2 separate regions of the Homo sapiens genome follow, and region 2 is linked to region 1. A link is a loop called in an ENCODE intact Hi-C map of the cell type or tissue named here. Cell type or tissue: ascending aorta. All regions are shown on one strand. Each heading gives the region's core, and the rest is flanking DNA. Links, peaks and the distances in the headings are about the cores only. Region 1 overlaps FHOD3 (formin homology 2 domain containing 3). Region 2 overlaps FHOD3 (formin homology 2 domain containing 3).

Region 1 (15,852 bases), core at 5,239-13,238:
CTTTCAAATGAAGACCCTTCAACTGCAAGAAGAGATGAAAACGTATCATTCTGAATCTTCAGCTTCACACCCAGAACCACAAGATCTCTGGAGAGAAGCGCAGAGGTTTGGTGCCCACATGAGGTAACAGGCACCCATTCCCATCAGTGAGCTTGCAGAGTCTGGTCGAACACTCCACCCCAACTTGAGAACAAGCCCCAGAAGTCCACCCACAGACCTGCCCGCAGATCTGCTCTCACCAGGCCTGCTTCTCACTTTTTCTTGCTGCAAAACAACAAGATTCCTCCCTAGTGCCAGCAGTTTCATGCTATCTTCTGGGTGGCGCAAGGAACAGTGGAGGCCTCTCCCCAAAGAAGTGCTTCATGTCTTCACACAGCTTCATGGGTGCGGAGCTGCTCCTCCTTCTGGCCCTCAGTTCTGCCATGTCTCCTTTCTGCCGTTCTGCATATTCATTTCCTTTTCACCTTGATCTCCTGATTAGTTCTCCAATCCTAAGAATTCCTTATCTGTGCTAACAAGCTAAAAATAGTCTTTAAAGCTGTTCTCTTCTCCCATGGCAAAGGAATGAAGTTCGCATGTGGCAAATAAAAATGAAGACTGCTTCAAAAAGGCAGATGGAGGCTCCTCCTTGACATACTAGCTGTCCATAAGAACTAAAGTCCCACATGCCCCCACCCGTACCTGGAGCCTTCCATAGGAAACTGGGTGTTTTCTACACCCATTGCTGGGGCTCTAAATCTCATTAATTACAAGTCTACTTAGTTCTTCACTTCTCTTTTCCTACTGAAGTTTATGAATTTAAGACTGGCAGCAATCATATTATACAAGGTATCACTCCATCCCCCTCAGACAGACACAGCAGACACAAACATTCTAAGGAAGCCCAGTGTCTCACTCTCACAGCACAGTAATCCACAAAGCGGATAGTCAGTCTGCCATGCTACTCTGCCAGACTTCCTGGTGGCAGGGACTTCTGGGGAAAACAATCCTCAATTTCTCATTGGACCTCAAGACCGTTCACAAGCTGCCACTCCCTAGACCAAAGCTTCATGAGGCAGTAGAGGGTACCTCTATCTTTACTCCAAGCAATGACGACAGTGGCCCCTTAATTAACATTCCCGACTGACTGCTGCTAAAACATATTTCAAGTTTCACTCCAGAAGCTTGGCGTGCCTAGCCAGCCCACACTGTCATCTGAAGATGTGTTTCCATAATCCTGCTTGAAAATGTTGACACCCAGTGACCCCATCTCTCTGGCCACAGCTAACCGGACCAGGAAGAACACCTGACCTAAGGGGACCAATCAAATTCCTCCTCTGAAGAAATATCCTGAAGTTGGAAAAAATAGTCAGTGATGGTCCCTGGAATGATCATTCTGCTGTCATGTTCAAAGAGCAATAAATTCTTAGAGGGCCCAGTCAGCAGAGAAAGTCAAGAGGTGTGGCACTTGCCCTAGGAAAAGAAGGGATGAGAGACCATGTGACAAGACAGGCAGACAGACAGACAGACACAGATGCCTGGCTCTCAAGAACTTCTGTTTCACATCCCGCCCCCAGCCCCACCCTCAGAAGCCTCGTTGCTCTTCTGGCTCCTCTTTTCCACGACACCCCTGCATCCTTGCAGTAAACCTCCCATACACTTCACAGGCCGGAGTGGGGCTGTGTTTCTCACAAGAGAGCATGAGCCTTCATTCTTCCTCCAAAGATGGAGGAAGGGGGCATTTTGCAATTTGTCAAAACAAAACAACAAAGTAATGGCCTCATCAACAAAAAATCCTTTAACGCTTACTACACAGACATACCTACCACTTTAGAAATGCTAGAGGACTCGGGGAGAGTATAAATATGATTCCTGCCCTCTAAGAATTTATCATCTGCTTGGGGAGTCAAGGTCAAGAGTAATCCAATAAATAATGAAAATTTTAAGGCATAATACATGCCTTAGAGGCGAGCTACAGAATAACCAAGAACCACAGCTATCAATGTTCCTGGCAGAGGCTAACCAAGAGGACAGAGAAGGTGAGCAGAGAACACTTCACTCAGGACCTAGGAGAATGCCTAGAATGTGGAAAGTCAGGAAAGCTAATGCATAAAATGTTAACATTTCCTAATTGCAAGCCAAGGAAGATACATATCTACAACATGCCTTGTTCAAAACCTATTTTGTATTCTAATTTCTAAGAATTTTCAGAAATGATTTTTTAAAACTAGCAATTACGTTCATTATGAATAAAAAATACATCCAGTGACAGTGCCTGCAATAGTTCCTAATTTACAATGACTTATTACCCATGTATCACATTTTTGTGGAATCATTTACATATCCATTCATCCATCCATCTACCCATTTCATAAACACTGACTGGGTGTACCAGGCTCTAAGATGGGCACCAGGAGTGCAGACATGAAAAAAACAGTCTCTCGATCCATGAAGAACCCTTAAGCCATTTGGAGAGTGATCCATAGCAGCTACTGGTTGCAACCCATTATTAAATCCGCAAGAGTGAAACTGATAAAGATCTGGGAAAGAGAAATGAGGCAACTCAGTTTTGCCTGAGGGATCTGGAGAAGTCTTCCCCAACATAATAAAACTTGAACTGGATTTTGCCAGAAAGAAAGAAGTTCTCCCTTTGGGAAGAGGGATGAACACTGCTATGTTATTATATGAAAACACACAGCATTCAGGGATGGAGAGGGGCCGCCTGTAGGAGTGGCCTGAGAGGTGATGAGAGACTGGCCACAAGAGAGGACATGCCAAGATTCATATTCTGCAGACAGTGGGAACCAAGAAGGATTTTTTTTTTTTTTTTTTTTTTTTTTTAGAGAAGCAAGATCAGTTCTAGTTTTAAGATGAATTCCTCTGCTGGCAGTGTGATCTTTCTCGTCTCATAGTTACCATATTTAAAATCTATGGCTCCTATCTTCTGTGACTAATTGCTATTCAACTTGCTAACTGCTTTTCTTTTAAATATAAGATCTCCATTATTCTAAGTACATATATATTTTGGTTAAGTCTTGGAAGAACTTAATCACTGTCTCAAATCTTCTCTTATATTTTTCTTAGAAACACACCTCGACTCAATGTGTGCCTTATTTAAAATGGAAAAAGCAAAGGCTGTGAAGACAGCCCTGCATTCAAATCTTAACAGTACCACTCCCTGGTTGTGTGTGCTTACTTCTAAGAATAATTCCTATCTCACTGGTTGGTGGTGATGATTAAACAAAACCATTTATAACTATGTGACTTAGGGCACACTCTTTGGGTTTTATGGAAAATGAAGATAATAACAGAACCAGTCACAGAAGGATTGTAAAGACTAAATGAGACAGAACAAGTAAAAACACTTACACTAAACTCATATGTGACAACTTCAGTTACTAATACAGTGTATGAGAAGCGACTAGCCCAGTGCTTACAACAAGGTAGGAATTGAATGAACATTAGTTCCTTCCTTCATGCACATGTCTATGCTTTCTGCTTTTGGGGTATTTTGGGCTCATTTCAATGTATGTGGGCACTTTCAAAGCATCTAGTTAATGGAGGGGGAGCCCACCACACAAGGCACTTAGGCACCTGCTCCCCCAGTCCCCACAATTCCTCAGGCTCTGCTCACTTGTGCACCAATCTCATGGTGATTTTCCACTGACAACTCCATGGCTTCTTCCTGGAAGGCAAGGGACAAATCTTCTTAACTGGTATCACCAAGACCTAGCTAAATGCTGTCAGCACCCATGAAGGCATGGGCTCTGCACCACAGTCCCAGGTTCACCAATTACCAGCTGTATCACCCCCATTAAGTTACCTAGCCTATCTGTGCCCCAGTTTCCTTATTTGAAAGATGAGAAAAATAACAACCCCTACCATGTAGAGCTGCTGTGAGGATGAAATGAAATAGTGTGTGAAGGCCGGGCGCGGTGGCTCATGCCTGTAATCCCAGCACTTTGGGAGGCTGAGGCGGGCGGATCACAAGGTCAGGAGATCAAGATCATTCTGGCTAACATGGTGAAACCCCGTCTCCACTAAAAATACAAAAAATTAGCCGGGCATGGTGGTGGCCGCCTGTAGTCCCAGCTGCTGGGGAGGGAGGCTGAGGCAGAGGAATGGCATGAACCCGGGAGGCAGAGCTTGCAGTGAGCCAAGATCGCGCCACTGCACTCCAGCCTGGGCTACAGAGCAAGATTTCGTCTCGAAAAAAAAAAAAAAGAAAGAAAGAAATAGTGTGTGAAGTGCTTCCCAGAGTTGCAGCACAAAGTCACATGCATATAAGTATGTGTCTATGTACACATATATATCTATTATTCCAACTACCAATTATAGGTACACACTCAACACATGCCCTCATTTACTGAGCATTAACCATATACATATATTAAATATGCATGACTGGTGCTAAAGCAACAATTCAATAACAAGAATTTTCATTAAAACAAACCCAGATCAAAGCATCATGTTTATACACTTTTTAATTTTTCCTATATTAAATTATTTTGGAGTCAAGCGCCACTGTTGGGGTCTCTTTTTTTCCCCACTATCTTTACTAAATGAACATAACCTTATATTCATGGATCTGGCCACTTTTGCTATTATTCTGATTGTTCTTACTTTTAATTGGCTTTGAATTAAAGGTTGTTAGAACATAAAGCTTTTCTTAAATACAAATTTTAAAAAGCTGGGTGACCTACATTCCACATTTCCATCCCTCCCCTTCATTGATAAGCTACGTTAGCCATTCTACGTCCCTTAACTATAATATAGCGGTCCCTCTTTATCCATGGGAATGTATTCCAAGACCTCCAGTAGATGCCTGAATCCTTGGATACTATGTATACTATATTTTTTGTATACATGCATACTTATGATAAAGTTTAATTTATAAGTCGGGCACAATAAGAGATTAGCAACAATAACTAATAAAAGACAACAATTGTAACAATATACTGTAATAACGGTTATGTGAATGCAGTCTCTCTCTCAAAATATCTTATGTACTGTACATCTTAGCAACCTCAGCATATAATTTTTTTCTTTCCTTATTAAGTCAAGAATTTTCACCTTTTCCCTAGGGGACGCACTTTATGGCTTCTCTTTGGCTTATCTGAATTGCCAGCATTACTAGTCTTGTGCTTTGGGGCCATTATGAAGTCAGATAAGAGTTACATGAACACAAGCACTGCTGTACCACAATGGCTCCGATGTGATAACTGAGATGGCCACTGGGTGACTAATGGCCAGGTAGTGTATGCTGCACAGAAACGCTGAACAAAGGGATGATTTCAGCTTAGGGACAAGGGCAAGAGATTTCATCATGCTACTCAGAACAATAGACAATTGAAAACTTATGAATTGTTTATGTCTGGAATTGTCCGTTTAATATTTTTGGACTGTAGTTGACCACAGGTAACTGAAAGCCAAATTGTAAACAAGGGTAGACTGCTGTAATTCTTTATTATAGAACATTAATTTACAACAGAATATAGTTAGAGTGCTATTTCCAGTAAATGATCTGAGATTCATTCATTCAACAAATGTTTATTGAGCCTTTCTTTGCACCAGACACCATTCTAGGTGCTGAGGACACCACAGTGAGTGACCCATCAAAAGGCTCTGCCCTCACGTACTGACATTCTACCAGGGAAGGAGGAGGAGAGGGGACAAGACAATAAACATGAACAATAAACCCAAGTCAATCACAGTCAGGCAGTTCTGTTATAATACAACATACACGTTGCTAAAAAAAAAATCTCACAATAACACCAGAAGGCATACGGGGAAAAAAGAGAGGAGCCTAATAAAAGCACAGCACAGTTTTATACACACTAAGTGGCTTAGAAATACATAAATACTACAAAAAATGTGGCACTGTACTGTGAAGAAACCAAAGTGTGCTTGTGGAAGTGGGCATCGGAAAGGCTTGTAATTGTGGGATGGATAGAGGATCATCAGGAATGAGAATATTGGAACTCCACATGTGGATGGGTGTGGCTCAAAAAATGAGACATGAACTGAGGTAGGTGGGAGATGCTTTAGGTGTGTGTAGGTGTGTGTTTTGTGTATTGCTGTGTGGCTTGGTTCAGCTGAAGGCAGTTTTCTGCATTCACCTAGAGCTTCTGCAAACAAAATTATACCAGCAAATGTGAAATCCACGTTATGCTCAAATTGTCCCCTAATATGTCAATCATGTTGAAACAAATACGGGTTTTACAAACAAGTGTTATACAGAACTGAGTGTATAAGGTGATGATTGCCGTGAAAAACAGCAGCAGGATAAGGAAACAGAATAGGGATTCTTGTTTTATTTTTAAATATGTTATTCTATACCACTGTATTCATTCTATGCCACTGTTAGTAAAAAACCCACGTATCAGTTGCATTTATGTAAGAGCCTGCAATCATTTCTCTTTCTTGTTCTCATGTCATTCTTCTTCCACCTTCAGAAGTGTGTACTGTTGACACATGGTGCTTCGACACTATGCTCACTGCACACAGCCCCTCTATGGAGCCTCCAGGTACTTCTACTATTGTTCACTATAATAAGGCAAGGTGGCTCGATGCATTGAAATGGCAGCAGAGGTTTTCCAATGCAGACCCCCTCCGCAGCATCCACCTTCTTTCTATTCTCAGAGTGTACTTAGGAATTCTCATCAGATTCACCATGACAAAATGTTGTTAGATGACCTTGCTTTTGTGGTGAAACAATATGCTGAGATGACATCAGCTGTTCTATGTACTTTGAGATCTTCACCCAAATTCAGTTCAGACCATTTCCAACCTCCTTTTCCACACCTGCTCATTTTCTAGTCAAACCCAATCTGATCTCCAATGAGATCCTAAAATTGTAATCATGGCATTAAATCATAAAAATTATAGCTTTTTAAAAATCGTAAGTGTATATTGCTCTTATCGAAGTTTTCATTACTTAAAAATTTTGAATTCATAGCAGAATAGCATAGCATAGCAGAATGAGGATTTGAACATGAAGTTTGGGGGGGGTGTGAATCGAGGGCCGGGGAGGAATCAAGGGTGAGGGGGACATGTGTACCTCCAGGAAGCAGAGCTCCAGGAATGGCAGAGAAACTGAAGCCACGAAGGGGAATGACCTAGGAAGGAGACAACAGGAGCACTCTGGTCTGTCATTTCTCAACCTCTTGCTGGGAGGTTTCCTTTCTCACATTAAAATGGTGACATGGTAAAATGTTAACACTTTTCTGCTCAGTTTCAAAAATACTAAAATTTTCAGCTGATTGCTCATCTTCCTGATACACCCTTCCTACAGGTTTGATAAAAATGGCTTCAGTCAATGCTTAAATTAATCAGATTTAATTTATCAAATGTTTACTTAAGGACGCTAATTAACGTTTTCAAAAATAAATCAAATCCTTTGTTTCTCAAAAAGGCTTTCTCAGCCAGGGCTACTGCTGGGGCACTGGAGAAAAGCAGCCCCTTAGGTCAGCCTGCAGAGTGAGGTGGACCTCAGACCACATTCACATTGATCGGCTGCAAATTGCTGGTGGGAAAGGGAATTAGAACAAGCCCTATGGAAGGCAATTTGATATCATCTATCAAAATTGCAAGTACACAGACCATTTGACCCAGCAATCCCACCTCCAGGAATTTATCCTCCAGGTAAACTTATACATGTGCAAAATGTCATATATGCAACGTTATTCACTGCAGCATTGTTTACCATGGCCAAGAATAGACAGCAGACTAACTATCCTTCAACAGGGGATAGGTTACATAGGATTCCTATATACATGGAACTGAATATTATTCAGCTGTTAAGAAATAGGAAGCTCTTTATTTACTAGTATAGGAAGAGCCCCAAGAAATAGTAAATGAAAAAAAAGTATATATGGTATGTTACCTTTATTTTTAAAAGGGAGTAAATTACATATATTTGTCTTCATCCACAAAAACATGTGGGAATTAATAACAAGGATTACATGTGGCGGCCAAGTGGGAAGTTTGAGGGAAGGAAGCAGAGAGCAAAGTCGAAGGTGAGAGGGAATAACAACATGAGATATTTTACTATAAATCACTGTGTACTTCTCAAAGTTGCAACCATGTGAATGTGCCACCTTTTCAAAAAAATTAAATATGGAGTTTAATTAAATAGCTTTTTAAAATTAGAATAAGGTTTGTATACATTGTTGAAACATCATTGCCACTCCAAAAGTTATGACTGTCTCCCAGTCCAGGAGAGAGGGCTTTGGGGTGCTATGCTGACTCCTTTACAGGTCTCTTTCTTCAGGTACCCACTCCCCCACACTATAGACTGCCTATCCACACAGGGGCTGCCACCCAGGAACCAGCATGGACCTGCTGTCCCCTAGAACCGGCATGTGATCCCAAACTACCACAAACATTCATGGCAGTCCCAGCTGGATTTCCAGGTTGCAAGTCACTGTTCTTTTCTTGTTGACTGCTGATTCTGGAGAATTATTTCAAAAAATCTGCCAGCAACACCCCTGGACCCAGAGCTACCTTTATACATTTTCAACAGTATATGTCACCTTTACCGCTATGAAATGTTTTCTAAAGAGAGAAAAAAAGTTAAGCCAATCACTATCGTCTTTTTCATTCTAAAATGGAAGCCATAAAAACCAATCATATGCAATCTCAGTTTTGTTTTAGGCTGCAAAGTTTAACATCCTTGAAATATCAACTCAAACTCTTGGATCAACTGAAGTAAAGTTTTCAGAGCCAACTAACTTTATAAGAATAAGGACAGTCTTACAAAAGAAGCTATCCAGATGCCTCATTGGTGACTGCTTGAATGAATATTTGGTAAATTCAAAAGTATCTTTTTGTTATCTAAGCATAAAAGTTAGACTTAGTTCAATTTGTGTGTATTTCCCTACACGTGACTATCATTGTGGCAAGCTACCCTAATCCATATTTCCATTTTAAAAAATGTTTTAGTTTTTGAAACATGCCCAGGAGCACATTGTTTTCAGCTTATTACCAGAATAAGTTCAACCAGAATAGTTTCAACTTTAGTGAAAACTAAAAACAGTTCAAGCACCCGAGTGCCAATTCTAAGACCTCTGACACTCTTTCCTGATGGCCACCACCAGACTTTGGCTGAGTCATGGCCAAATTTAACCTCACCATTTGTCTTCTGGGTAAGAGAGGGTGGGGGTGAAAGAGACAGTGATAAACATAAAAAATCCAGCACTACTGAGGAGTCAACAGCTGAAATGAAAAACTAACAAGAGATGTCTCCATTTACTATTTACACTCCTCAGATCATAAGCCTTCCTACTTATTATCCTGCACTGCCACCAGACAGTCCCCCATGGTCAGAAAGCCACCAGAATGGGCAAGGAATGTATCAACCATCTAAGTGAATCACAGATAAGCTAAAAGAAACTGGCCAAAAACTAGCAGTACCACCTGACCCCTCTCCTAGAAGATGGTTCTGACTTTAGGCAAACACTGCTCTTAAAAAATCCTATAATAAGGGAGTGAGAAATACTTAACATCAAATTTCTACCCAGTGTCATCTAAGGGCTGGTTGTTAAACCAGCTGTCCCGAGCCAACAAGGGCTAGCCATATGCAAAACTACTAGCTTATATAAGATCCTCATATCTCACAGTCACCTCCCGAGGCAGCACACAGACACTGGTGCATCACCAGGTGTGGGCAGGCTGGCACTTAGAAGTTCTTCAATCACACCAGAAGGGGTGCTACAGTGTCAGGTGGCAAGTGAGAGAGGAGACTGCAGATTGGCTCAGATGGAATGATTCATTTCCTGGGTGTTCACAGCTGGTTTATGACTCCAAGGTTGTAAGTTTTGGCCCACATGACATCTGACTGTATCTGATGGCCACAGACTATACCCTCAACTGTAGCTCATCTGCTAACAAGTGTACACCATCAATTAATTCAACAGTGACATGTGCCTGGCGCTGTCACAGAGGCCCGAGAGAGTGTGGACGGATCAGTATGAATCCAGTACAACTGTAAGGAATGCCCAGGGCACACTTCCTCCCTTTCCAGGCTCCGCATTCCAAGAGAAGCTCAGCTTCATAAAACACTGAGTCCAAGAGGAGACAGAAAAGTTAATCAAGTGTAACTTAGCAGGGTAGCCGGTTGGGAGGCATCAGATGCCTCCGGAAGTCATGGAAGCCAATACAGTATCTTCCTCAAGGAAGTGGCAAAGCTTTTCTCAGTCCTACTTTAGGTCTGCCCAGTAGACCATGCTCCAGAGCTAGCGCTCCTCAGCAGGCTAGCTCCCTGACTCAAGGATCTACTCTTCTTGATATGGAAAGAAGGATAAAAGAGAGCGCACTTCCTTCCCTTCAGCTGTGTTCCTCCCTGGCCACATGTGGCCACATGAGACAATGCTGGCCCAAGGAATCCCTCCAGTCTCTGAGGTCTGTCAGACACACTAACTCACTATTTATAGATGCCCCATTCACCCACTACTTAGGCACTTAAAAGAGCATGGGTTAGTCCCAACCCAGTGTCAGCACAGATGCAGGTTTGCTTTCTGCATTTGCTCTTACAGTAAACCTAAAAATTACAAGTAACAAGTTGCTACAGGGTTCCTATTGAATATCAGCATTCTTTCCTTCCATGGTTTATATAAATTCATGAAAACATGTGTGAAGCATCTGCCTTTTTATTTAAACAGAAAGCAAGAGCTCAGACTGCTGTGCTGTGGCATTTTATGTACAAACCCAACAGCTAAACTGGGAGCTCCATCCTTGGGAGGGGCACACTAGAGTTGGGTCACTACAGCTGCCCTGGCCACCAGCTGTCCAGGAGGCCTCCACTTGAACTCAAGAGGAATAGTCAACAACAGAGCAAAGCCAAATAGAGAAAAGTGGAATAATTCCTTTTGCCTGCACAGCTCAAAGTAAGATTCCAAAGTACCCTCTGACCAAGGAGAAGACGGCAAATTATAATTATTTTAAAATTCCTTTGAATGCATCCAATGTTATTTCACAACATTTTCCTTGAATTTGATACTTGGTAAAAATTTAACATCTTTATAGCCAGACCTACTATAAAAGTAATAGACCATGATTTTAACCTTGTAAGTTCTTTTTAGAACCATACACGTTTTTTACTCTTCCCCTCCCACTGTGTTAATTCCCCCCAGACCACTATTTTAGTCTTATTTATGAAAATAAAATTCCTATTTATAGAAAGAACATGCAGATTTATTTTATTAATTTTATTTTTAGACAGGGTCTCACTTTGTCGCCCAGGCTGGAGTGCAATGGCGCGATCTCGGCTCATTGCAACCTCTGCCTCCCGGGCTCAAGAATCCTCCCACCTCAGCCTCCTAAGTAGTTAGAGCTACAGGCACACACCACAATGCCCAGCTAATTTTTTGTATTTTTATTAGAGACAGGTTTCACCATATTGCCCACGGTGGTCTCAAACACCTGGGCTCAAGAGATGCTCCTGCCTCTCAGCCTCCCAAAGTGCTGGGGTTGTAGGTGTGAGCCACCACAACTGGCAAGAACATGCAGATTTTGATAAAAAGAATTCAACCTGTGACCTATAAGAAAAACTGAGTAGCAAAAGTCAACGTTTTGCCATGTGCCTTCCACACACACTTTCATCATCATAAACCTAAACTCCCATGACCTCAATTTCACAGAAGTACTCCCAAACCTTAAACAATCTAATTCTTAAATACAAAGCTTTCAAACTAACGTGGAATATCTTCAAATTGCTTTTGCAAAAGCAACCCATGAGCTTCCTACAAAATTTCAATGAGAGAATAAAGCATTGTATTCAAACTTTCCACCCCTAAATCTTCACTTGGAATTAGACATTCTAAATAATAACCTCTAAAAAATTCCTTTTCAGAGTACATGAAAATGTGAAGCTGTTATGGACATCTATACTCAGATCACCACAACCACTCTGAATCTAATCAGAAATGGATATGTTTGTCTAAATGGATTGAAGCCACAGCATTTCCAAATTCCAAATGGCAACCCACCCTGAAGGGGCAAGAGTGTCAGCAAATCAAAGTGAGAACTGACAAGTGTCATTTTTGCCGCAAAAACCAAACACTATGATTGCACCTCGTGATATGAAAAATTATATGCATTAATATGTCTAAGACATTTCCTTTTTATTAAAAGTAACATTTTCAGTCTAAATTTCTTAAATTAGTGGTAACAATTTAAAAACAAAAAGCTCTGTAAACCAAAAAATTTTCCAGGACAGTTAATATAAGTTGATTAGCTGCATTTCAAGGAAATGGAAAGTTGGTAAAAGAAATTAAGGCCAACATTATAATCTTCTCTAAGGCAGTTCATTTACTGAGTGGCTTAATTGTTTTTCAAATATCTGGGGAGGGGAAGTTGGCTAAAGGCTTCATATTTGCTATCGTCCTTTTTTAACAATCCCTCACTAGCACAGAAATATATGGAAGAGCAATATCAACAACAAAGTGTGTGATTATAGAAAGAGGCTTCTAAGGTATATGATCTCATGAAATAAAGCCACATATATATATTCTGATTTCCTACCATTCAACCCAGCAATCCCATTACTGGGTATATACCCAAAGGAATATAAGTCATTCTATTATAAAGACACATGCACACGTTCATTGCAGCACTATTCACAATAGCAAAGACATGGAATCAACCTAAATGCCCATGAATGATAGACTGGATAAAGAAAAAGTGGTATATGTACACCATGGAATACCATGCAGCCATAATAAAGAACGAGATCATGTCCTTTGCAGGGACATGGAAGGAGCTGGAAGTCATTATCCTCAGCAAACTAATGCAGGAACAGAAAACCAAATACCACCTGTTCCTACTAATAAGTAGGAGCTAAATGATGAGAACACATGGACACATAGAGGGGAACAATAGACACTGGGGCCTATCAGAGGATGGATGATGGGAGGAGGGAGAGGATCAAGAAAAATAACTAATGGATACTAGGCTTAATACCTGGGTGATGAAATAATCTGTACAACAAATCCCTATGACATAAGTTTACCTATATAACAAACCTGCACACGTACTCCCTGAACTTAAAAGTTAAATTTAAAAAATTACAAATATGTGTATATATAAAAAACTGTGCATGTGTATGTACGTGTGTGTATGTGTATATATATCTATATGTTCTGATTTCCTTCAGTACTTCTCACCCAAGAGCCAGGGTGGGAGTGGTGGGTGGGAATGAAGTAGAATTGAAGAAATAGATGCCTCTGGCTTTGAACTGCTTGGAAAAAGGAGACTGGGCTGGCAGGAGGAAGCGCTTGTACACTCTTCTAAGGACACAGAGGTGGCTTGAAGGCAAGGGAGCAGGGGCTGGCTTTCAAAGGTTTTAAGCGACAAAGTATCCCAATCAGATCTGCATTTCAGAAAGATCACCCTGCAAAGCATATGGAGGAAGGGAGAGCTGGGAGAGAATCCACAGGGAGAGCGATGCAAAAGTCCAACACAGAGGTGCCAAGAGCCCCAGGTTAAGCTGACAGCAACTGGAATGGAGAAAGGACTCATGGGCACAACCTCACAAATCAAAATTACATATCCTTAATAAGCAGAGAGTAGAAACTGAACAAAGTAAGTGCTATTGACCCAATGGCTGTGGAGGGTGTGCTAATGAGCAGATCATGGCTCATTCAGGCAACTGTGTCTGAGGCACAGGCCACAGCTCCAGGATGTGAATCGAGATGCCCACATGACAGACCTTACGGACTCATCACACTTCCTAAATAACGTTCAAGCCACCTGTTCATATTTCAGTGTAATCATAGATGGTTAAGAAATGACACCTGGGTGGGCATGGTGGCTCACGCCTGTAATCCCAGCACTTTGGAAGGCCGAGGCAGGCGGATCACGAGGTCAAGAGATCGAGACTATCCTGGCTAACATGGTGGAACCCTGTCTCTAATAAAAATACAAAAAAATTAGCTGGGCGTGATGGTGCACGCCTATAGTCCCAGCTACTCGCAAGGCTGAGGCAGGAGAATTGCTTGAACCCGGGAGGCAGAGGTTGCAGTGAGCCGAGATCATGCCACTGCACTCCAGCCTAGCAACAGAGTGAAACTCCATCTCAAAAAAATAAATAAAAAATGACACCTATGTATATGATATTCAGCTATTCAATGTGCTTGAAATATGTCTGAAAAACAAATTTGTTTCCAGTTGATTTGAGAGTTAAGCAGTCTGGAAGAGAAAGACAGTCATCTGGTTAGGTCACCAAACTTCATCAATCAAAGACCAAATTTCTTTCTCTCTGTCTTGCAGGGCTGCTGCGGCATGGAAAGGAAAAATGCCACCCTTATTATGTAGTCTTGGAAAAAGAATCACATGCCAATGGAATGAAAATGTCTGCCTGAAATTAAGAATGCAAAACTGAACATAGTCCAGAGTTTGGCATTTCTTTTAAGATTTGAGAAACATGCTGATAATTTTAATCCTACTGGAAATGACTTACCGTATGACTTGGGTTTCTGCTAAATATAGATTACTGCAGCCTGGCAAATTTTAAAATAATCAACCAATTAAGTTGCCTGAATAAAACAGTTCAAACAAAATGCAGCTGAAAAGGAACCATTTGTCCTCAGTGACAGACCAAATCATGTAATTTAAATTTTAATGATGTATGAATAAATCCTTGCGTGCTGACAAGGTTTTAAGAAGTCACATTTTCTTCTTCAGAACCACTTTTTCTCCCCTTTCTCTTGCTCTCTGACAGCCTAATCAATTCTCACCCTACACCCTATCTCAGCCTCACTGCTCCCTCCTAAGTCAATTTTGCTGATTTGTTGTGAAGAACAAAATGAGATCATAAACCTGACAGATATATATGTGAAATATGATTGAACAAACATTCAGGATGGGCCTCTCCTTTGTGAAAAGTGAATTAGCACTAACCACAGAATTCTGGCAGTGGACTCACCTTTATTCTCTTATGGCCCTAGTCATCAGGGTCTTGCCCCACCTCAGCCTGCACTGTCCATGAAAAATGGGCACTCGACAGAGGCCTCACACTTTCCCTGAAACACTGTGAGGCCCTCCTGGTGAGGGGACTCAGAAATGGAGGTGCCCAAAAATCCCCCGCTGTGGTCCTTGCTCCCCAGTTCCCAAACTCACTGCCCCCTCCTGCTAGCCAGGTCCCTTGGCTACTGAGGTGTCCATGTCTTGCCCAAGAAAATGGCCTAGAGAAAAGGGGCTCTGCCCACCCACCACAGAGGGTAAGCTAGAAGTCAGACAGCCCTGCAGGAGCCCCTCCTGCTGCCACAAGCCAAGTGATCTCTTGACAGCTTCAATCTGACCTTTGTGAGTTTCCATTCCCTGTGCCCCCAGAAACCCCCTGCCACCTGTCTGGCAGGCTGTGAGGGTTAAAACTCCTGAAACGTCCTACCCAGGCTCAGCCCACAGAATGTGGTCAATAAACAGTGGGGATGGTGGCTTCTACTGCCGCCACTGTTGCCATCATCATCACAGGCATCACAGCCACCAGGGGCCACGGGATCATCCCCCAAGGTCCAGCATATAACTGGCACCAATGAATGATGGGATGAGTTGATGCGGGTGGACAAGTGGCTGGGTGGCTGGAGCCTTCAGGTAAGACAGGAGCTTCTGTGGCATGATGGGCAGCAGCTCTCCTTGGTATTGCTGCCACCTTTGGCTCTGGAACTCACTCGGCTAAATGTAATAATGGATGGAAATGCACACTCCACCCTTACGTGTCCTTTATGCACTCTGGACGAAGCAGTAAGTAATAGGAAGAGATGGACATCTGAGGTCAGTAGGATTTGGTTTTCAATCTCAACTTTTAATAGGACTTTTATGTGAATGAGCTTTGCTTTCTTCATCCTAAAACAGAAATAACTTGCTCACTTAGGC
Region 2 (15,852 bases), core at 3,825-11,824, 68 kb after region 1:
GCCAACACACCTGCACCCTCCACTCAGGATAACTACCTTAAGAGGAAAAAAAAAATCAGGGAACGTCTACCTTTCTTCCCTTCTGCACCCTCATCAGAATCTCTCTCTTAACATGGGGGTTTCGTTGGTTTCTTGTTTCGGTTTGGTTTTTTAGGTTCAGTAGATTTTTAGACTTATGTTCAAAATCTATTCTGTGATTTCCCATTCCACCAGTCTAAAATGCAGAGGAAACCTGGACAAATGTGTGAATGGGTGAGGTTAATTTTTGTATTATATCATAAGAAGAAGAAATTGCTTTCATTCCTTCAAACCTGATATTTTGAGAGGCAAAGACCTCTTTGAGAATCCAATGAAGGCTTTGAAATACCTCCCCACCAAAATCCCACAAACCCACAAACTGTACAGAAACCTCAGAGGTTCATGGGCCTCAGGGCCCATGATCTGCAGGCTGAGAAGTGAGGTGTCCAAGAATAACAGCAGAGCCAGTCCCAAATCCCCAGGTTCCCCTAAACAGGTCCAGCACAAAGCTGGCAGGACCCATGTACCCCTGCAGATGGGACTCTGCATGGCCCTTCTTAACCTTTCCCAGATGCACATCCAGCCATGATTTCTAAGCCACCAGCCTCACATAGACACATGGGCCCAGGGTTGGAGGACTACCAGCCCCCTTGGCAAATGAGAGAAAGTGAACAGCATGACACAGCCAGTAAGCAGCAGCTATCTTCACAGCCAACCCTGTGGCACAGGCCTGAAGGGAGTCATGCCAAGGAAAAGGTGAACGCCCCAAGTTACCTGAAGTTAGGAGCACCTGTGAATGTGTATGCCATGTCCAGCCACCACACTGGTCCTCATGATGTCCCTGAAACATCATGGTTCTCAGGTCCACTCTTGGCTCAAGCCACACTCCCACCTGGCTGCACCTTCCAAATACCCAAAGCCACCATATCCTCCAGGGCTTGCCTAAAAGCCCACCTTCTCCATGACAGTGCCCTGTGGACCCAGGCTGGCATTGGTTTCCTTTCAGAGACACTGAGGGTAGCAACAGGCAAAAGAGTGGAGGTTCTGGCCCAGCTCAGCCCTGTGGGCAAACCTCCATCGAGGTCTCTTAACTAAAAGTTGAGATCTCAGGGCACCTGACCTGCATAGAATCCTCTGGGTCTAAATTCCAGTGGTTCCCATTTCAATGTATCATCTTTCCAGAATTGGACTGTAATTATAACAGAGGCTAACAGTTTTGAGTGTGTATTATGTATCAGGAACTAGTTAACGTTTTAGATACATTATCATATTTTACTTCGAAACAACCCAAAGAGGCAGTATTATGATAATATTGCCCCCAATTATAAGGAAACTGAGGTTCAGAGAGGTGAAGTTACATCCCCAGGGTCAAACAGCCATGAGACTAATGGTAAAGCCTGTGTCCCTAACCATTATGCTACACTGCTCTCCTCAGGTGCCAGAGACCCCATCAGGACCCCTCTTCATACAGGAAGATAAATGGGATTGGGCCATATTTTCCTTATTCTGTAAATAAATGTTACAAGTGTCCTCATTTTATGAACTCCTATCAGAGGTAAAGTGGCTTGCCCAAGGCCACACAATGACAACGTCAGGAAAAATAACCTGTAGGCTGCAGGCTTCTCTGTCTGCTGCACCAGGTCATGCTTGCTAATTTCCCTGGCCTCAGAAGGTGATGAACAGACCTGGCTCTATTTTCTTAGCATAATAATTGCTTTGTCCTTCTACTTTTGAAGGTCTTTCTCCTCTTCTCTGACTAGCTAGAGCCTGAGTGATAATTCTAAACAAGAAGTTAATTTTTAGTCTTGGCATAAAAGTGCAGGGTAATGGACAAGAACAAAGAAGCAAAATCCTCCAGCAAGGAAACTCAGAACACATGGTATGAAAAACATCACAATTTTCACACAGACTCATACATCTTCATTAGATGGCCACAATATTAGCAGACATTTTGCTATAACTGACACAAAGAAATCAAGAGAAAAAAATGGTATTTGCCATTTTCATACCTCCAAAGGGCAAATCTTAACTGGGAAGCAATTATATTTTAACTCCCACTCATGGGAGACACACAGACTTTGTCAAATGCCACACATCTAGGAGAGAACCTAAAAAGTCTATTTCAAAGATACAAACCCTCACTCTAGGGTGATTTGGGGGCACACTTGTCAAATGTGTAGCTATGCATGCCTATAATTCCAACACTTTGAGAGGCTAAGACAGGAGGATTGTTTTGAGTCCAGGAGTTCCAGACCAGCCTGGGCAACATAAGGAGACCCCGTCTCTACAAAAAAATACAAAAATTAGCCAGAGCAGGAGAATCATTTGAGCCTGAGAGATGGAGGCTATAGTGAGCTGTGATTGCACCACTGCACTCCAGCCTGGGTGACAAAGAAAGACCCTATCAAAAATAATTAAAAATTTAAATTTTTCTAAAAAAAATTTTAAATGTGTAGCTATTCAATATCTTTTGGGCTACCTTCCTCTGTAGTTTCCCAAGTCTTGAGTCCCACCTTCTCATCTTGCCATAATTCATTTTCCCAGCAACCCTAGCTACTAGAGTATAGAAATGGGATTCAACCTCTACCTATTGGATGGACTCATGGCCAAGTGATGATTCAGAAGGGAACAAAGTGAGAATACAAGAACCAGGATCTACTCTGGGGAGTTTATAGCAGGATGCCCTGGCTCTTTGGGAACAGCTGTGGAGGAAGTGCCAGCATCTGGAGACAGGTGTCGCCCAGGTGAACTGTAGTGTCAGTGATGGATGATGGCAGCAAAGCTGTTTCAACTGGAGACAGTGTTTTAGACCAGGACCAATTGTCCTTGCAGGAACCAACCTCATGCCACCAAAGGTGCCAATGTACATGCTGCATAGAACCTAAAGTACCTTTGCCCAGAAGCCCCTGGGATGGCAGAAGAGCACAGTCTTGGGAATTGGTCACATCTGTGTTCAAACTTGGCTTTGCCACCCCAGACATGTAATTTAACTTCTGACCCTTGGTTGTCTCAGATGAAAAATTGAGACAATAAAATCCAATTACATGACTAGTATGATAATTAATTATTAAAGATCTTGTGAATAGGGAGCCTAATATAGTACCTGGCACAGTAGCTGATCCAAAAATATTATTCTTCTCCCACACCCTTTATTCTTATTGCTTTTATCAATATATTAGCACTTTTTTTCTGAGCTGTCATCTCCAAATCATTCAAGTTTTGATAAGAAAGAAGAAAACAAAAACGAGGACAAGGTCCTCAAGCACAACACCACTAGAGACATTTTTCAAGCTGACAATGATCTACTCATAACATTCCCGGGGTCTGTTTGATCAATGAGCCATGAAGTCATCCAATTAGACTATCATCTAGCCTGCATTCTGACAACTTATATGAAAGGATGTCACTGTCAAATACTTGATAAAAACTATTGCAATGGAACATCCCCAAGTCTATCAGCCTAATAGTGTTAATTTTAAAAATAGCAATAAGTAGAATCTGGTGTGACTTAAGATACCACTCCCATATGCACAGCCTAGAGTGGTTTCCAGGATCCTTTCTCACATACTATTGGTGTGCCCTTACTACCACTCTGGAGACAAGAAGGGTATCCTCAGAGCATCTTGCTGAATCTTAACAAGGACCTTGGTCTTCTTGGTGCGCATGGCCATGCTATTCAGGAATCCATTCTGGCAATGCGCCATTCACCTGGACACTAGTATTCGCTAAGTGCCTGAAACATGCTGAGAAAATGCCAAATCCTGGACATTCAGACAGGCATGGTTCTGACCTAGTAAAGTGTTAGCCGCAGAGAAGAGGTGCAACTAGCAGCACAATCAATGATCATAAATTGTGAAGGGTGTTAAAACAGGGGAAACCCAGGAAGCCATCAGTACATACTGAAGTCAAATAGCTATATGAAACTAAGAAGGTTCCAATTTTTCTCCATTAATTGAGCTATTCATGAAAAATGAGAATTCCCAGATAGTATTCAGTGGACCATATTTTTAACTCGGGCAAAGTGGTTTCAAACAACTTTTGGGGGCTCCTGGACAACAGATTAAGATAGCTGAGCATTATTTGGAAAGTATCAGGGAAACTCTTAAGTTTCCTGAAGAGGAGGGTGATGAAATCAGAGATATACTTAGTTCGAGATGGATAAGAAGTAGGCTGGGTATGGTGACTCACGCCTGTAATCCCAGCACTTAGGGAGGCTGAGGGTGAATTGCTTGAGTTCAGCAGTTCAAGACCAGCCTGGGCAACATGACAAAACCCCATCTCTACTAAAAAATACAAAAATTAGCAGGGCGTGGTGGCACACGCCTGTAGTCCCAGCTACTCGGGAGTCTGAGGCAGGAGAATTGCTGGAACCTGGGAGACAGAGGTTGCAGTGAGCCGAGATCACACCACTACACTCCAGCCTGGGTGACAGAGCGAGATTCCGTCTCAAAAATAACATATATATATATATAAAATTAGCTGGGCACAGTGGCACATGTCTGTAGTCCCAGCTACTCGAGAGGCTGCAGTGAGCCGAGATCACGCCACTGCACTCCAGCCTGGGCAACTGGAGTGAGACTCTGTCTCAAAAAATAAATAAATAAATAAAAATCAGAAGGAAAAAGGTGGGGCCCCATCAGGGGCTATTTCAGTAATCTAATAAATATAAGAATGGCTGCTGATATGGGTATATTCCTAGAGAGGTTTCACTTTCTGTGCACATCTCTGATTTTTTATGTGCATATTACTTTATTCAGACTCACAGTATTTCTTTATTCAGCAAAAGTATTAAGCAATTCTAGGTATAGGCAAAAAGTAAGTTGACATTAACATAATTAATAATTATTTTTTCCACAGTAATGAGTTTAAAAGATGATACCGTATAAAACTATCTACTATAGCATCTGCTAAGAAACTATCCAGTAAATTATCATTGAATACAATATCTAAAATAGTTGCAAATCCACTAAAATCTGGAAAATATCCATTTATTTATTCACTTTTAGAGACAAGGTCTTGCCCTTTTATCCAAGCTGGAGTGCAGTGGCACAATCATGACTTACTGCAGCCTCGGCCTCCCAGACTCAAGCGATCCTCCCACCTCAGCCTCCCGAGTAGCTGGGACTACAGGTGTGAGCCACCACAGCTGGCTGGAAAATATCGATTTAATTGTGACATATGATTTTAAAATAACTTAGCATATAAATACCATGTGCTTGATTACCACAAATGTTCCTAGGAAAGGCTACTCCCGAGCACCCATCAAGAAAAGTTACTCAAAATGGAAACGGGTCTGCAGTCACCACTGATGAGTCACTTGCATCTCCCTCGTGTGTGATTGAGAATTAAGAGAAGGTCAAAGCCATGGTAGTTCCTCCTAAATACTTTAAGGCCTCAATGTACCCCCATTTCCTGGTAGGTGGGGACCAGTCAGCAGGGTGAACAGTTGCTCTTACCCGGCGTCATCCTGGAAGCCTTCCAACTCATCCCGCTGCTCTGCCAGGGTGGCCTCCAAATCCAGGTAGGCGCCATTGTGAGAGAGCTGCAGAGTACAGTCATCCAGCTGCAAGAGAAAGAGCCTGTTATACCCAACCTGCTCCTCAGATGGAGACTACATATGGAGAAATCACATCATGTTGCCCTCCTGTGTTTTGTAAAATCAAGCAATGTTCTGAAATGTGGATCATAACTTGAAGAGCTAGTATGTTAGTGCAAATAGATCGGGAACAATCTGTGTACCAAGTGGATGGATGAGGCATCTCTTAACAGAGTGACATCGACAGCATCCTCTGGGCCCTAAGCCACTGAAGGAGCCCTTTGGGCACTGGGCCAGCGCTTTTTTCCACTCTCAGGGGCACAGATGAGACCTGGCATTTCAAGAGTGGAAATCGAGATCACGATGCTGCTGTGACCATGGATTGAGTCACAGGGCTTAAAAGGCAAATTTGGTGGGGAAAATATGCTGTTTCCTTTGATTCAGTGAGGAGCCTACTGATTCAGATTCTATGGTCATACTCTGCACATTACAAATAATGTTGCTCAATAAAGTATTTTTACAATTGAACTGAAACATCCTCCAACTGAATGGCAATATACCCAAATTACAACATAGCACACAGGAAATTAAGTCTCTCTTGCTCTGTCACCCAGGCTGGAGTGCAGTTGCTCGATCTCAGCTCACTGCAACCTCCACCTCCCGGGTTCAAGTGATTCTCCTGCCCCAGCCTCCCGAGTAGCTGGGATTATAGGCATGCACACTGATCTCATTTTTAAAAATTTTTATTTTTTTTTTTTTGGCGACAGAGTCTCGCTCTGTCACCCAGGCTAGAGTGCAGTGGCATGATCTCGGCTCACTGCAACCTCTGCCTCCCGGGTTCAAGCAATTCTTCTGCCTCAGCTTCCCAAGTAGCTGGGATTACAGGCACCCACCACCATGCCTAGCCAATTTTGTTTTGTATTTTTAGTAGAGATGGGGTTTTGCCATTTTGGCCAGCCTGGTCTCGAACTCCTGACCTCAGGTGATCCACCCGCCTCGGCCTCCCAAAGTGCTGGAATTACAGGCGTGAGCCACCACACCCAGCCAAAAATTTTGTTTAACAAACATTTATATGTTGTTCATTATATTCTGGGCACTGTTCTAAACATTTGTACATGGGAAGTCAGTTGATTCTCTCACAAACTCTGTAAAATGAGTCCTCTGTAAAATGAGGACTCTGTAAAATGAGTCCTCCTCATTTTACAGATGAGGACTGTGAGGCACAAAGAGAGGCTATGTTACTTGCCCAATTCACCGTCTAGTAAATGGTGGAGCTGGAATTTGGATACCAGCAGTTTGATTTGAGGACATGGTCTCAACCACTACACTCTGCATCCTCTCTACAGCCCAAGACACACACAGAACTTGAAAATTTTGTCACGGTGCAAAATGCAGCTTGTATCAACTGAGTGTTCTGGTGTGACTGAGCAAATGTGTTTGCCAACACCATTCCCTTTTCTCCCCAGGCACACAGTCTTGCCTTAGAGTTGGGCTCTGGCTGCATAACTGAGTATTGATCAGCAGAATGTGGGTGAAAGTGAAGAAGGCCCCCAACAGGCTTGGCCATAACACCTCTGCACAACTGTCCACTTTTCTTTTCTTGCCTATGGCCAGATGCAGAGGAGCCAGAGGAGACCTTGAAACCTAGAAAAAAGCAGAGCCCCAAATGCAAGGAGCTTGGGTTCCTGAGTCACTGCATGGAAGAGAGCACTTTGCTGCCCAGATCCACTGACCCATCCTGGACTGTGACAGCATCAAGAAACGAGCCTTTGCTGTGCTAACTCATTAAGGTTTTGTGGTTGCTACAGGTAGCAGTTAGCATTATATTACATATAGAATGATTACTCTTAAAATAGAGAAAAATAATTTTACCAAAGAAGATTGAGATTAATATTATGAGGAAATCTAAACTTATACCCTCATGCTTGATTTCTTGAGCTGTAAGAGTGACTCAATTCATCTTCTTGCTGAGTTAGGCTATTATTCCAAAATGAAAGCTAGGGGAAAAGTGGAGACAAATATGTGGTTACTTTAAAACATCTAGATGAATGCTTGATAATCTGCTATAAGTGAGATTTCAAATAAGGGATTAGTTTTTGTTTTGATAGGAAAGTTTTGCTATTATCCTCAACAAGAGAAATGCAAACTGTCATCTTGTTTAGAAGCAGCATCTATAACAGGCTGTTAATTCTTGTTAGAAACCCCACAGTTCCTTGTTTCTGGTTATCCACAACAGAATGAAAGGAATTTCTTCTTTATTACTTGTGAGAAATACCTAGTTAAGTCATTTGAAGGGGTTAATCCTATTTGATTCACTTGTTTTATTTCTCTAATAGCAGACCATACCTCATAATTACTAAAGGCTTGATGGTGAATTTCAGCATTCTTGAGCAGCATCCTATAGATGGATCATCTGATTTGAGAAAGCATTTACTACAAACTGGCCAACCTGTCTGTACTGTAGTGTCAAAGGTGTGCCCAGGGTTTTGGGGAAACACACAGGAGCTGCCTCCCCTACTCTATGGAAGCAGCAGGCAGGAAGAGTTCCTGCAGAAGGTGTCTCCTGAGCCAACCATCACCAGTGGACTGAAATCAGACTTTATCTTTCCAGGTGGAAAATTCCAATGGAAATTGGACCTGTTGACACGTACAGTGGACCATGTGTCTGGTTGTAATCATTGGCAGCTCATTCTTGCTTTAATTTCTACTGCTGTTATTAACTAAGAAAGCTGATTTAGTGTGTTCAGCTGATAGTATCAACACTTTGCCTATTTTTAATCCCACATATAATCAACAGACTGAAAGATGGAATGACAAAACCTCTTTAAGCCATCACAATGTCCTTTTCCTCAACCCCTGGAAACACATGAGCCTAAAGAGAGAAGCACTGGGATAAGGAGTTTCTACTTCTCCTCAAGGAGGTCTGAGTCATTCAGAGCCTGTGATCCACACTCAGCCAGAGGGAGAGAACGAAGAGCAAGTAGCGCTGTCTGGAGAGAAGCCAAGCATACACATGAATGTGGCATAAATACTCCCACCAGAGCCTGTTTCAAGCCACCAATGCACAGTCGCTGAGCATGGGGTTAGAAAGAGGTGTGCAGCAGCTCACCAGTATACAGCATTTCTACCACACAGATCTGTAAGACCTAAATAACCTGGAGAGCAGAGGTAGCAGAATGGAGTAAAATAATTAGGAAGTGACACACTGTGAATGTCTATAACCTTTGTTTTTAATATAATCTGCTCAATTGTGAGTTTCTATAATTCTTATTTATTTTAAATTTCTTTTATTTTTATTTACTATTATTACTATTTTTTTGTAGCAGGGGGGTCTCACTGTTGCGCAGGCTGGTCTTGAACTCCTGGCATCAAGCAATCCTCCCACCCCGGCCTCCCAAAATGTGAAGATTACAGATGTGAACCATTGTGCCTAGCCAATTTAATTTTTAGTAATAGCTACATTTGAAAAGTGGCTCACGAAATTCCTGAGAATTTGACAATCAGTCTTGCAGGTCACCCAGGCCAGCACTAGCACATACTGCTCTTGGCCATTCAGTTGAGGTACCTAAAGCAGGGATAACAGAGATGAAAAGACTGACAGACCCTTACCCAGGCTTATCAGTCTCCACCAGCCCTGCCTAAGCCCTGTGCTCTTCTTAGACTGGAAGGAGGTGGGAATGTACTAGTGGCCAGCAGATGTAGCCCCATCTGGGCTATTTTGCATATCATTTCCATCTCGCATCTTCAGATTTTATTCCCAGTAGCCCAAGACAAATATCTCACTTTTCTGGACACTCACCCTGGCCTGCCAGGTATCTGCCTCAAGGCGCTTTGTGCCAGCCCCAAACTGTAACAGGAAGCCCCATAATCTCCCTAGCCTCTGACAGCAGAATCCCCAAACCTTAGCACAATGGCCTGTTCTCACCATTCCTCTTCTCACATTCTGGACAGCATAACTACTACCATTTCCACAGTTCAATTTTAACAAAATTATATGTCAGGCACAGGCAGGGCACCAAGGAACACATAATCACTTCCTTCCCTCAAAGAGATCGTTTAAGTATAACACACAAATCAAACACAGAAAAGAATAAAACACCATCTAAATCAACTGTCAAAATGGGTGGACGTTCATCCTCAGTTATATCCCTTCTGCTATCGTTAGCAGAGACCTAAGCATCCTCCATGGAACTGCCCGAGTCCCCCCTCCAGGATAGAGGCTGCCATTACCTCCTACGCCAGATGTCACAACCCGGATCCCTAATAAATGGGTGGGCAGGCCCATCCCATTTGTGCTAGTGAGTCCCTCAACTGAAAAAGAAAATAATTTGCATCTCTTTATCTCTCAGGAACTTCATGTGGAGTCCTCACAGCGGGGCTATAGGAAGAGGGGCTGCCCTTTGGGAGACAGGACATGTGTGTGCAAAGGGGATCCTAACAACACAGGGGCTGTGAAGACAGCAAACGAGTCAACACACACCACCCGAGCCATCCACCACACAAACCCCAGCCCATCATTACACCCGAGACACAGGAGATTAATATTTAAACCATCACATGAGCCAAGGAGGAAGAACACAGTGCTTCTTGGCTGGACCAATATGTTGAAAACAGCAAAAGTCCCTAAATATGTGGGGATGGGGTCATGTTTAGTTATTATTTTAATAAGCAAATTAATAGGTACACTAAATGAATTCCTCAATCTTGTCAGTGATAAAGAAGTAACAGTCATAAACTTTCCGAAGAACTAAAAACAATATGAATAGACAGTGAGTGGTGATTAATTCAAATCCAGTTATTACACAGATTTAGACAGATATATCAAAACTTTCCCTACAGAGCGAAAAACTCAGACACCTCCCTGCCAGACCAGTCCCCACCGGGGAATCTCAATTCTTACTTACACGGAGGCAACCTGATCCCATTCCTTGGCCTTTCCTGTCAAATGTCTTCCCAAGTGACTTAAGGGACCTGGAATTTCCTGACTCTGACAATTTTCATATCAACCCTGATCCCCTGGCAGCATGTCCCCTGCAGTCCTTTCTTGGCTCTAGGTTTGGTGGCCAGGACATTGCCAGGCACTTCAGGACATAAGACAAAGCCAGGAGCCATGGGGGAAGATAACATTACAGGGCTATTACAGAAGTACAGCGATTAAGGAAATTTAGGGGCAGTGACAGCGGTGCAACAGGAAGACTTCAGATTGGGTTGCAGGCTCACACAGATAGGGCTGTAAATCTGTGGCCAGGATTCTGGTGGGAGGCAGGGTGTTCAGCGGGCAGCCAGTCTCAGATCCACAGTAAGTGTCCTTCTAAATATCCAGGATTTTGTGCCACTCCGCCTGGGATAAAACACACCAATAAAGCAGGACCTCATTCTCTGGAGACATAGAAAGAGCCTTCCACTCCTTGTAGAGACACTATGCAAAGTCACTCTGGGGTTCTTTTGACTGTTCCAGCAAAGATAGTGCAGTCAAAAAGAAAGGGCAAGCCAGGCATGATGCCTCATGCCTGTGATCCCAGCACTTTGGGAGGTCAAGGCAGGCAGATCACTTGAGGTCAGGAGTTTGAGACCAGTCTGGCCAAAATGGTGAAACCCCATCTCCACCAAAAAACAAACAAACAAACAAAAATTAGCCGGGTGTGGTGGTGACACACCTGTAATCCCAGCTACTCAGGAGGCTCAGGCAGGAGAATTGTTTGAACCAGGGAGGCAGAGGTCACAGTGAGCCAAGATTGCGCCACTGCACTCCAACAGAGTGAGACTGTCATCTAAAGAAAAAAAAGAAAGGGCAGACTCACCATCCTGAAAAAACACCCAAACATCTCAAAGGAGGCTGATGTCACGTCTCGATTTATGTATTCTTTCTTTTTCTTAGTCCAGTGAACTAGCATGTTACTGGGGTAGCTTAATGATTATCTAGGTTTTGGCAGCAGGTCCACAGCGATCCATAGCCCAGGCAATAAAATTTCTGTGTAATCCTGAAATAGATTTGCACAGAACCGTTCTATAAATATATACTAGGGCTACTCTTTAAACTAATTTTGGTTATAGTTTAGAAGTGGGAAAACATTCTGATCTTAAAAAGAAAAAAGTAAACTTAATGGAAAGCGCAAGTGCTTATGGCACTTCATTGGTTCCCCCATCCCTGCATCCACATCCTCCCAATGTGATTTTGCAGCAAATTCCCTCTAGAGGTAGATTCTTCCTCTACTCCTGGAATCTGGGTGACCTGTGTCTTGCTTTGGCCAATGGACAGTGTCACGTGTGACCTGGCAGAGACTGGGGCTGCCCTCTCTTGCTGCTCTTGGAGCTCTGCCTCTATCTGAAGATGTTGGGGTTACCCACTGGAGGGTGAAAGACTCGGGCCTGGCTGCTCCTGCCACCCCCGCTCACAGCCTGCCAACTGCCACATGTCACGCGAGGCCAGCCTGGATGGCCAAGCCTCCAGATGACCCACATGATAGACACATGAGACAGCCCAGGAGAAACTGGCCAAACTGGGCCAAACCAGAACTTTCCAGTTGACTCACAGGCTCAGCAGCAACTTTAGGGTTCTGACTTTACGTCACCCTCCTCTTCTCATGAGCTTGCCACCTCAACCCACAGCCGACAGGGAAAACAACTTTCACACTCCACATGCTCTGCACCTGGATGGCAGGTGGGTGAGAGGTTTGCCCCCTTCGAGTTGCCCGCTGAATGCACCACGACACTGCAGGCTCAAGGCAGGGCTGGTCACTACCTGCCCAACCCTGACATGCCACAGAGCAAGAATATACCTGAGCCCAAAGTCCTGCTTCCCTGACCATCCCTGAGCCCAAAGTCCTGCTTGGGGCAGAAGACAGCAGCACTTGCTGGGTAAAAGCAAGGAAGGGGAGCCCAAACAGAGCCTGGAGCACCGGGGAGTGAGGGAGCAGTCAGCCAAGGACCCTCCCACACAGGAGAGGACACAGCAGGAGGCAAGAACACACGAAGTCCCAAACCCCCAGAGTGTGCTCCATGGATCCATGGAAATTCACTTTCAAAATGCAAATGGAAAGATAAAACTTGGAAGAATTTCAAGATAGCAACCTTAAGCACAGGACCCTTCTGACTCCATCAGTCACACGCCCACAAAGCTAGCCCCACTCTTGGCTCATAAATGAAGTGTTGCTGTGGACCCTACCTCTCTCCAGGGCCAGCTTGACTATGGGTCCCCTGAGTGCCCCACTTCAGGCACATACAGCTCTAAGAGAAGCCCAAAAGCAGTCAGCATGTTCCATTTGGTCAGTTGCAATACAGCTATGCCTGTTTCCCCCCTCAAATGGTACTTTTGTTGCTAGGCAGCCATGAAGCTTGTGGCTTCCTTGGATTTTGTGGTTCCTTTTAAATGGAGCAGAGACAAGGAACTGGACTTAAAGGACAAGCAAAAAATGTTAGGAAAGAGAGCTTTCCAACAAGCAGTGCCACATGTCCCTTTCACAAGTCTTAATAAAACCAACACAAAACTCGGTTCAATCATTCTAACTTTTATGGACTAATGATTCCCCCATAACCCATAACAACCATTGCAAAGGGACAAGATACAGGGCACGCACTCTGAGGTTGTCCTCTGCTATTTCCTAAGGTGATAGTGAGAATGTGGTATTCATTTCATTAACCTTCAAACTATACACACTTCTCACATGTATTCCTTTGTATGTATAATGCATTTCACATAAAAAATTGTAATTACATTTACATATTTTAAAAATACAAGTAACACTTGGTCAATTTTCTTAAGAGAAAGACTACATGAAATCAATTCACATGATATCAGAAGAAAGTAGTTCCTATTGGCTAACCCCAACAAATCATTTTTAAACTTTTAAGTTCTTAGTGGCCCATTTGGCCTTTTCTAAATGAGCACATCATAGTTACTTTAATAAATGTTTTAGGATGAAGTACAAAGATATCTTTGATGATCCAGCATATATGGGTTATGAAATAATATGAATGTATTTACTTTGAAAGCAGTTGGACTTTACTTTCTCAGAAATATTTAATAAGTTATGTTCTTTGTGGCCACCGAGCAAGAGAAGCAATGTCTTGAAATTGACTTAAGCAGTTTCCCAATAAGCCCAAGATTTCTATTTAAGTCAACAAAAGAGTCCAGCTCACCAACCAAAGGCAAGAGCCTCTATCAAATTCTGCAAGAAAGACAAAGGCCGGATGTCTCCCATTCAGAGCTTAAATTTAGAGGGAGTGATAGTCTGGTAAATAGGTAAACATTTGAATTATTTTAAAATATTTTGTTATCATTAAATAGCCAAAAATACATTAAACTTTCCCTTGAAAAAGCTGGAATATATTTTTTACTTATGTCTATAGGCACCTTTTGCCATTTTCCGTTTCACTTTATTCAAGTTGAAAATCGTATCAACACTATGTTTCAGGATTATTATTATCACTGGCTTGTTCACTCATTCAGATTGATAGTCCTTTCCTGTTCTTCTCCATGCCACACACTACACTGTGTCCTGGGGAGACACTGTGTCCATGCCACACACTACACTGTGTCCTGATCACCCAACAGCTGGTGGCAGTTCAGGAAGTGAGGAGCACAATGAGTTTGTTGCCTGTGTTGTTTCTGTTGTTTTCTTTAGGGTGGAATGTGGGGTGTAGGGACTGAAGCACAGTGGATGCAAAAGTCCTGTCACAGAGTGGGAGCAGTTTAAGGCAGTGAAGGGAGGCAGGCCACCGGCCATGGAGGGGGAGCCTCACTGCCCAAAGTAGACTAGACTTGATTCTAGGGCAATAAGAAGCCATGAAATGGAATGGCTGTGAGCAGATGTGTGCAGGACCAGCTTTGCAGTGTGGGGATGGAAGAGGGAAGACAAATGGAGAAGCCACCGCCAGGATCAGGGACAATTTCAATGTGGCTTGGACAATGGTGAATCCAGTGGAAATGGAGAGAAGGAAAGGGAGAGAAATGGTATAGGGAAGGAGGGCATAAAAGGGAGAAAGGAAAAGTTAGAGGATTGAGTGACTGATCGGATATGGTGGTGTCCAACATGGAGAGGCAAAATCTTGAGTTTCTTGCTTGAGCAAATTAGTAACTGGTGATACCATTTACCATTTGCATTAACATGGCAAACACTGGCCTAATAGCTGTTTGGGGGCAGGGAGATGGGATAAAATGAGGATCTGGTTTTTGGTTTTTCAGTTTTGTTTTTTGTTTTGAGGCAGGGTCTCACTCTGTCACCCAGCTTGGAGTGCAGTGGCATGAACAAGACTCACCACATCCTTGACCTCCCAGGCTCAAGTGACCCTCCTGCCTCAGCCCCCCAAGTAGCTGGGACTGCAGGTGTGCGTTACCACGTCTGGCTAATTTTTTAACTTTTAGTAAAAACAAGGCCTCGCCATGTTGCCCAGGCTGGTCTTGAACTCCTGGGTTCAGGCAAACCTTCTTCCTCACCCTCCCAAAGTGCTGGGATTACAGGCATGAGCCACTGTGCCCAGCCAAAATTGGGATTTGTTTTTAACGTGTTATGTCTAAAAATGGTGGTGAATAAAGAAATAGATTCAGGGGGCTGGGTGTGAATAAAAATATGATGGTTGAAATCCCACAGGTGCATTGGCATGCCGAAAGATAACTGCTTACTTCATGTGTCTTGAGAATCGGTAGTGGTATTCCCGTTTTTAAATTTCTGATATTGCTAACTGTGCTGTCTGAATTTTTTCTCTAATGATTTAGGAGAAGTTCTTTATTAATGTCTTTTTAAAGAACTATTGATTATATTGCTTTTCCTCTGTAAGTTTGTTTTCTAGCTCACTAATTGCTATTCTTATCTTTATTATTTTCTTCTGTATTCTCTGTGTTTGGCATGTTTTTTCCTAACCTCTAAAATCTTAAGATTTTCAGCCTTTCTTCTTTTCAATTATGTGCATTTAAGACTATAATTTTCACAAGACCTCATCTCTACTAAAAATTTTTTAAAAGTAGCTGGGTGTGGTGGTGCACACCTGTAGTCCCAGCTACTCAGAAGGCTAAGGCAGGAGGATCTCTTTAGTTCAGAAGTTCAAGGTTGCAGTCAGCTATGATCGTGCCACTGCACTCTAGCCTGGGCAACAGAGAGAGACACTGTCTCAATAAATAAATAAATATGAAAAAGACTATAATTTTCCTCTAAGTAAATTTTAGCTATAGTCCACAGGATCTGATGTGATGTATTTTCATTATGTTCGATTCAAAATAATTTCTAAATTTCACTGGGATTTCTTCTTTGATCCAAAAATTATTTAAAAGTATATTAAGTAATTTCCAAATATTTAGGAAT

Evidence for each region. A loop is a pair of places that touch in the nucleus more often than their neighbours do. Peaks named below come from ENCODE experiments on the same cell type or tissue, not always from the same donor. Only the 100,000 strongest peaks of a DNase experiment are listed, where the experiment ranks them.
Region 2: it touches region 1 in a loop (2.0-fold over the local background); 3 of 110 quality-filtered maps call a loop at or near these places.

Annotation. Positions count from the first base shown.
Region 1 is chr18:36,414,255-36,430,106 of GRCh38, reverse strand. The region is part of intron 3 of FHOD3 (formin homology 2 domain containing 3); the gene reads right to left. Among named protein-coding and RNA genes, the nearest start is that of FHOD3, 120 kb to the right of the region's middle. In ascending aorta, for the core only: a CTCF peak has its summit at 9,651; DNase peaks (open chromatin) are centred at 9,072 and 9,334; H3K27ac peaks cover 5,960 bases.
Region 2 is chr18:36,345,268-36,361,119 of GRCh38, reverse strand. FHOD3 (formin homology 2 domain containing 3) reads right to left here. Exons shown (of 29, transcript NM_001281740.3): 2 at 5,475-5,581. Among named protein-coding and RNA genes, the nearest start is that of FHOD3, 55 kb to the right of the region's middle. In ascending aorta, for the core only: no CTCF peak of the experiment used is centred there; a DNase peak (open chromatin) is centred at 8,539; H3K27ac peaks cover 2,206 bases.